2 separate regions of the Mus musculus genome follow, and region 1 is linked to region 2. The links are chromatin loops, found by intact Hi-C in ENCODE. Cell type or tissue: left cerebral cortex. All regions are shown on one strand. Links, peaks and the distances in the headings refer to the core of each region. The heading gives the core; the rest is flanking DNA.

Region 1 (2,803 bases), core at 259-2,758, 100 kb before region 2:
CAATGTGTTTATTTAATGACGGTCATGGAATACATAGGTTAGCTTTACCTTAAAAATAATAAACAAATTTGTAACAAAACTATCCAGTGCTTCCCAATTCTTTTAGTTATTACTTAGCAAAATAAAAAATTCGGTCTGGGCATCCAAATCTAAACTCGAAAACCTACACATGTGTAAAAATATAGTTCAGTGGTAGACCATTTGCTTATCATTAAAAAAAAAAATGCCATCTTTCTGTCACAGACTGTGTTCATGTTTCTTTTTCTTTATATGCTTCAATTTGTATTCTATATTATTATGCCAAATGTACAACTGTTATAGGATCTAACCGCGAAACAATATTTGTTAAAAAGTGAGGTGTGTGTTAACTTCGTTTTATATTTTAAGAAATTTTAAAGTCCTAAATAGACATTAAAATACCAAAGTAAGTTTTATTAGAAAATACAGTATTATACTTTGTGCATAATAATTTTTACCATCGATGATTTCATTGTTTCTGCATAAATTACTTCACAAAGGGGTGATTCGTGGGATAATCACAAAGAAAATTTCGGTCCCTGTAGTTTTGCTATTTTTTCTGTGCAGCTTCTCGCTGTCTGATGGAGACATTCCTTAAGGCGATGTTCCCTTCGTTTTTACACATCTTTTAAATTATATGCTTTCTAGAGAATACCGAATGTTGAAAACCCACTTTCAAACTGCTTCGTTTCCACCCCCACCCCCCCTCCCGCCGCCGCCGCCGCCGCTGCCGCCGCCGCCGCTGTCGCTGTCGCCGCTTTAGTCTCCTCTCCGCAAGACCAGCCACAGCAGGAAATGCGTCACAAACCTGCGCAGTGGCTGTGAGGAGCCTGCGGAGGAAAGACAGGCTTGATAACGCAGCGTAGGGAAAGGCTCGGGATGAAGCAGGAGAGTCGGTGGGTCCGTGGGAGAGCAACTTCATAGATGCAGAGGGGACTGAGATGCAGGGGGAAAGGGAGGTTTGCGGAGAGGAAACCTAGAAGGGGGATAACATTTGAAATGTAAATAAACCAATAAAAACTAAAAAAAAAAAAAAAAAAAAAAAAAAAAAGAAACCCGGGGGACCAAAGATTCTCTTCTTTGAGGATTTCTCTGAGCCACAAACAGAGATGGACTGTCAGGCTGAGTTAACTTCCTGTTGTCGCAGGAGCACTGTGTGATTCCGGATTCATCTTCAGTTTTCAGGTTTTGATAAAATCCGAAATCGATTAGCTAAGGAATTCGCAATCATACGGGTTTTAGGAGTCTCGGCATTTTCTACTGAGCTGCTTTTCTGTAGCTGTAGCTTTATAAATGAGCCCTAAGTATTTGCTTTTATAAAGGAAAATACTCCAGCGTTAGCCTTAAATTAGATCGGCGGGGGCGGGATATGGCTCAATCTGCTGTTTATTTTTAAAGTTAAAATATTTACATTGAATTTTCAGGAGGTTTGAAGGCTTAAAAATAAAACGTTCAGTGTGATTTTCTTAAATACAGTGTGAATGTCCTACAGACGTTTTGCTTTTCGTTCTAACATCCAGTAATTTTCTACCAATATAATCTCTAAACAGGAATGATACATACATCCATATATGCATATATGTATGTATATATGTGTGTGTGTGTGTGTGTGTGTGTGTGTATGCTTATATATGATATTTGCTTCAGTCACACAATACATTTTCAAGTATCATGCCACATAATGCATCTTCAAGTGTTTATGCCACAGAAGGGTGTGTGTGTGTTAATTATTCAGTACTCTTTTTAAAACTGGATACAGTGAAGCTGATGATTATGACAGGAAAAAAAAACTTCAACATAGTCTTATGGTTGGGATATTAAGGCTATATCAGATTACATCAGATATTCTTGATTTATTTATAGCTAAGAAGTGTGTGAAGGATCATTGGATAGAAAATTGTTATGCACTAAGAGAGACTCTGGCTGAAGTAGGATCAAAATAATAAGACTTCATCTGGAAAATGGTGCAGGAGAAGAAACACACTCAGTTGTGCATGGTTGTAATTTCTCCCTCCCTTAAAATGATTCTAGTTTAAATACACTTTTATTTAAAAGAGTACAGATATTCAGAAATAAGGTTCTAGATCATAAGGGAAATTTTATTAAAGAAAGACAATTCTCAGATGATGATGTTTTGTTTTTTATTGAAAATAGATTAATCATTCAATATATTCTAATTACAGTTTCCCCTACCTCACCCCTCACAGTTTCCCCCCATCTCTCCTCCCTCTGCATACACTCCCTTTCAATCTCTTGTTAGAAAAGGAAAGGCTTCTCAGAGATAATAACAAAATGTGACAAATTTTGGAAACAATGCCTCCATAGCCAAATGGAACCTAGAAGTCAAAATTCTTTGGAGAGTCTTTCCTAGAAACTGCAAAATGTGTTTGGCTTAATTGGAGGGTAATGAGGGTGTTCAGAAAAGGAAAGTATCACACTGAGCTTAAATAAGTGGCTAGATTTGAGAATCAATGGTACTGGGGACCAGGGAAGGCAACTATGTCCCAGTCCTCATAACTTATGTCCTCATGTTAACTATGTTAAGCCTCTTAACATAGGCTGACAGTAATGTCACCCTATTTGTATGCCATAACTTATCTTCATATTTTGTATGAATTATAACACTGCTTCTGAACAAGATTTAGAATTTCCTACCATATGTGTGTGAAAATTTTTCATTAAGTTGATTTTTATATTGCTGTCTGTCTTGTGTGTTATTTCTTTACCATATCAAGAATAGAGTCCTAAGCCGGGCTGTAGTGGTGCACACCTTTAATCCCAGCAC
Region 2 (2,803 bases), core at 160-2,659:
AAATACAACACACATATCTGAAAAAATAATATCAGCTTTACCTCTGAATCATGTTCTTCTGTGACAAAATTTCAATAACTTTAAGGGAATAATAGTTGAGGTGTTTTGAGGTGCACACATATCTGTAATTTATGTCCTCATCTTCCCAAGTACCTGAGATTATAGTCCTCCTGCATTACCAGGGACACTGATATTCTAGCTTTCAAAATTGTATGAAATCATCATGGAATAATGAATGGTGGGATTTTTAGAAACTTTAAATTTAAGGAATAACAGGAAAAATCATAGAACCTCTTCTCTTGCTAAGGCGTGTAGCCAAGAGATAAACAAACTTGTCAAGTGTATACGATGTCATAGTTTAATACCTAAAAGCAAGAACTAAAAATTAAAAACTCCTGCAAGTGTTATGAATGTTCTGATAATTTTTGTTTTACACACATTCATTCACAAACAGGTAAATGTAATGTGTTTATTGAATGACGGTCATGGAATACATAGGCGAGCTTTACCTTAAAAATAATAAACAAATTTGTAACAAAACTATCCAGTGCTTTCCAATTCTTTTAGTTATTAATTAGCAAAATAGAAAATTCGGTCTGGGCATCCAAATCTAAACTCGAAAACCTACACGTGTGTGAAAATATAGTTCAGTGGTAGAACATTTGCTTATCTTAAAAAAAAACAAAAACAAAAACAAAAACAAAAAGAGCCATCTTTCTATCTGTAACAGTCTGCAGTTCATGTTTCTTTTTCTTCATATGCTTCAATTTGTATTCTATATTATTATGCAAAATGTACAACTGTTATAAGATCTAACCGCGAAACAGTATTTGTTAAAAGGTGAGGTGTGTGTTAACTTCGTTTTATATTTTAAGAAATTGTAAAGTCCTAAATAGACATTAAAATACCAAAGTAAGTTTTATTAGAAAATACAGTATTATACTTTGTGCATAATAATTTTTACCATCGATGATTTCATTGCTTCTGCATAAATTACTTCACAAAGGAGTGATACGTGGGGTAATCACAAAGAAAATTTCGGTCCCTGTAGTTTTGCCATTTTTCCTCTACAGCTTCTCGCTGTCTGATGGAGACATTCCTTAAGGCGATGTTGCCTTCGTTTTTACACATCTTTTAAATTATATGCTTCCTAGAGAATACCAACTGTTGAAAACCCACTTTCAAACTGCTTCGTTTCCACCCCCACCCCCCAGCCCCCTCCCACCGCCGCCGCCGCCGCCGCAGTCGCTGCGGTCGCTGTGGCCGCTTTAGTCTCCTCTCCGCAAGACCAGCCACAGCAGGAAATGCGTCAAAAACCTGCGCAGTGGATGCGACGAGCCTGCGGAGGAAAGACAGGCTTGATAACGCAGAGTAGGGAAAGGCTCGGGGTGAAGCAGGAGAGTCGGTGGGTCCGTGGGAGAGCAACTTCATAGATGCAGAGGGGACTGAGATGCAGGGGGAAAGGGAGGTTTGCGGAGAGGAAACCTAGGAGAGGGACAACATTTGAAATGTAAATAAACCAATAAAAACTTTAAAAAAAAAAGAAGCCCAGGGGACCAAATATTCTCTTCTTTGAGGGTTTCTCCGAGCCACAAACAGAGATGCACTGTCAGACTGACTTAACTTCCTGTTGTCACAGGGGCACTGTGTGATTCCGGATTCATCTTCAGTTTTCAAGTTTTGATAAAATCCGAAATCGATTAGCTAATGAATTCGCAATCATACGGGTTTTAGGAGTCTCGGCATTTTCTACTGAGCTGCTTTTCTGTAGCTGTAGCTTTATAAATGAGCCCTAAGTATTTGCTTTTTTAAAGGAATATACTCCAGCATTAGCCTTAAATCAGATCAGCGGGGACGGGATATGGCTCAATCTGCTGTTTATTTTTAAAGTTAAAATATTTACATTGAATTTTCAGGAGGTTTGAAGGCTTAAAAATAAAACGTTCAGTGTGATTTTCTTAAATACAGTGTGAATGTCCTACAGACGTTTTGCTTTTCGTTCTAACATCCAGTAATTTTCTACCAATATAATCTCTAAACAGGAATGATACATACATCCATATATGCATATATGTATGTATATATGTGTGTCTGCGTGTGTGTGTGTGTGTATGCTTATATATGATATTTGCTTCAGTCACACAATACATTTTCAAGTGTCATGCCACGTAATGCATCTTCAAGTGTTTATGCCACAGAAGGGTGTGTGTGTGTTAATTATTTAGTACTCTTTTTAAAACTGGCTACAGTGAAGCTGATGATTATGACAGGAAAAGAAACTTCAACATAGTCTTATGGTTGGGACATTAAGGTTATATCAGATTACATCAGATATTCTTGATTTATTTATAGCTAAGAAGTGTGTGAAGGATCATTGGATAGAAAATTGTTATGCACTAAGAGAGACTCTGGCTGAAGTAGGATCAAAGTAATAAGACTTCATTTGGAAAATGGTGCAGGAGAAGAAACACACTCAGTTGTGCATGGTTGTAATTTCTCCCTCCCTTAAAATGATTCTAGTTTAAATACACTTTTATGTAAAAGTGTACAGATATTCAGAAATAAGGTTCTAGATCATAAAGAAAATTGTATTAAAGAAAGACAATTCTCACATGATGAAGTTTTGTTTTTTATTGAAAATAGATTAATCATTCAATATATTCTAATTACAGTTTCCCCTCCCTCACCCCTCACAGTTTCTCCCCATCTCTCCTCCCTCTGCATACACCCCTTTCAGTCTCTTGTTAGAAAAGGAAAGGCTTCTCAGAGATAATAACAAAATGTGACAAATTTTGGAAACAAT

The links. Hi-C counts contacts between places; a loop is a spot of excess contacts. Peaks named below come from ENCODE experiments on the same cell type or tissue, not always from the same donor. Only the 100,000 strongest peaks of a DNase experiment are listed, where the experiment ranks them.
Region 1: a loop joins it to region 2, with 8 times the contacts of the local background. A loop is called at or near these places in 25 of 42 quality-filtered maps.

The regions. Positions count from the first base shown.
Region 1 is chr7:60,490,569-60,493,371 of GRCm38, reverse strand. No RefSeq gene overlaps it. Among named protein-coding and RNA genes, the nearest start is that of Snhg14, 42 kb to the right of the region's middle. In left cerebral cortex, for the core only: no CTCF peak of the experiment used is centred there; DNase peaks (open chromatin) are centred at 842 and 1,245; H3K4me3 peaks cover 576 bases; H3K27ac peaks cover 241 bases.
Region 2 is chr7:60,389,924-60,392,726 of GRCm38, reverse strand. The region is part of intron 3 of Snhg14 (small nucleolar RNA host gene 14); the gene reads left to right. It also overlaps a transcript of Snrpn not described here. Among named protein-coding and RNA genes, the nearest start is that of Snhg14, 59 kb to the left of the region's middle. In left cerebral cortex, for the core only: no CTCF peak of the experiment used is centred there; DNase peaks (open chromatin) are centred at 1,395 and 1,582; H3K4me3 peaks cover 884 bases.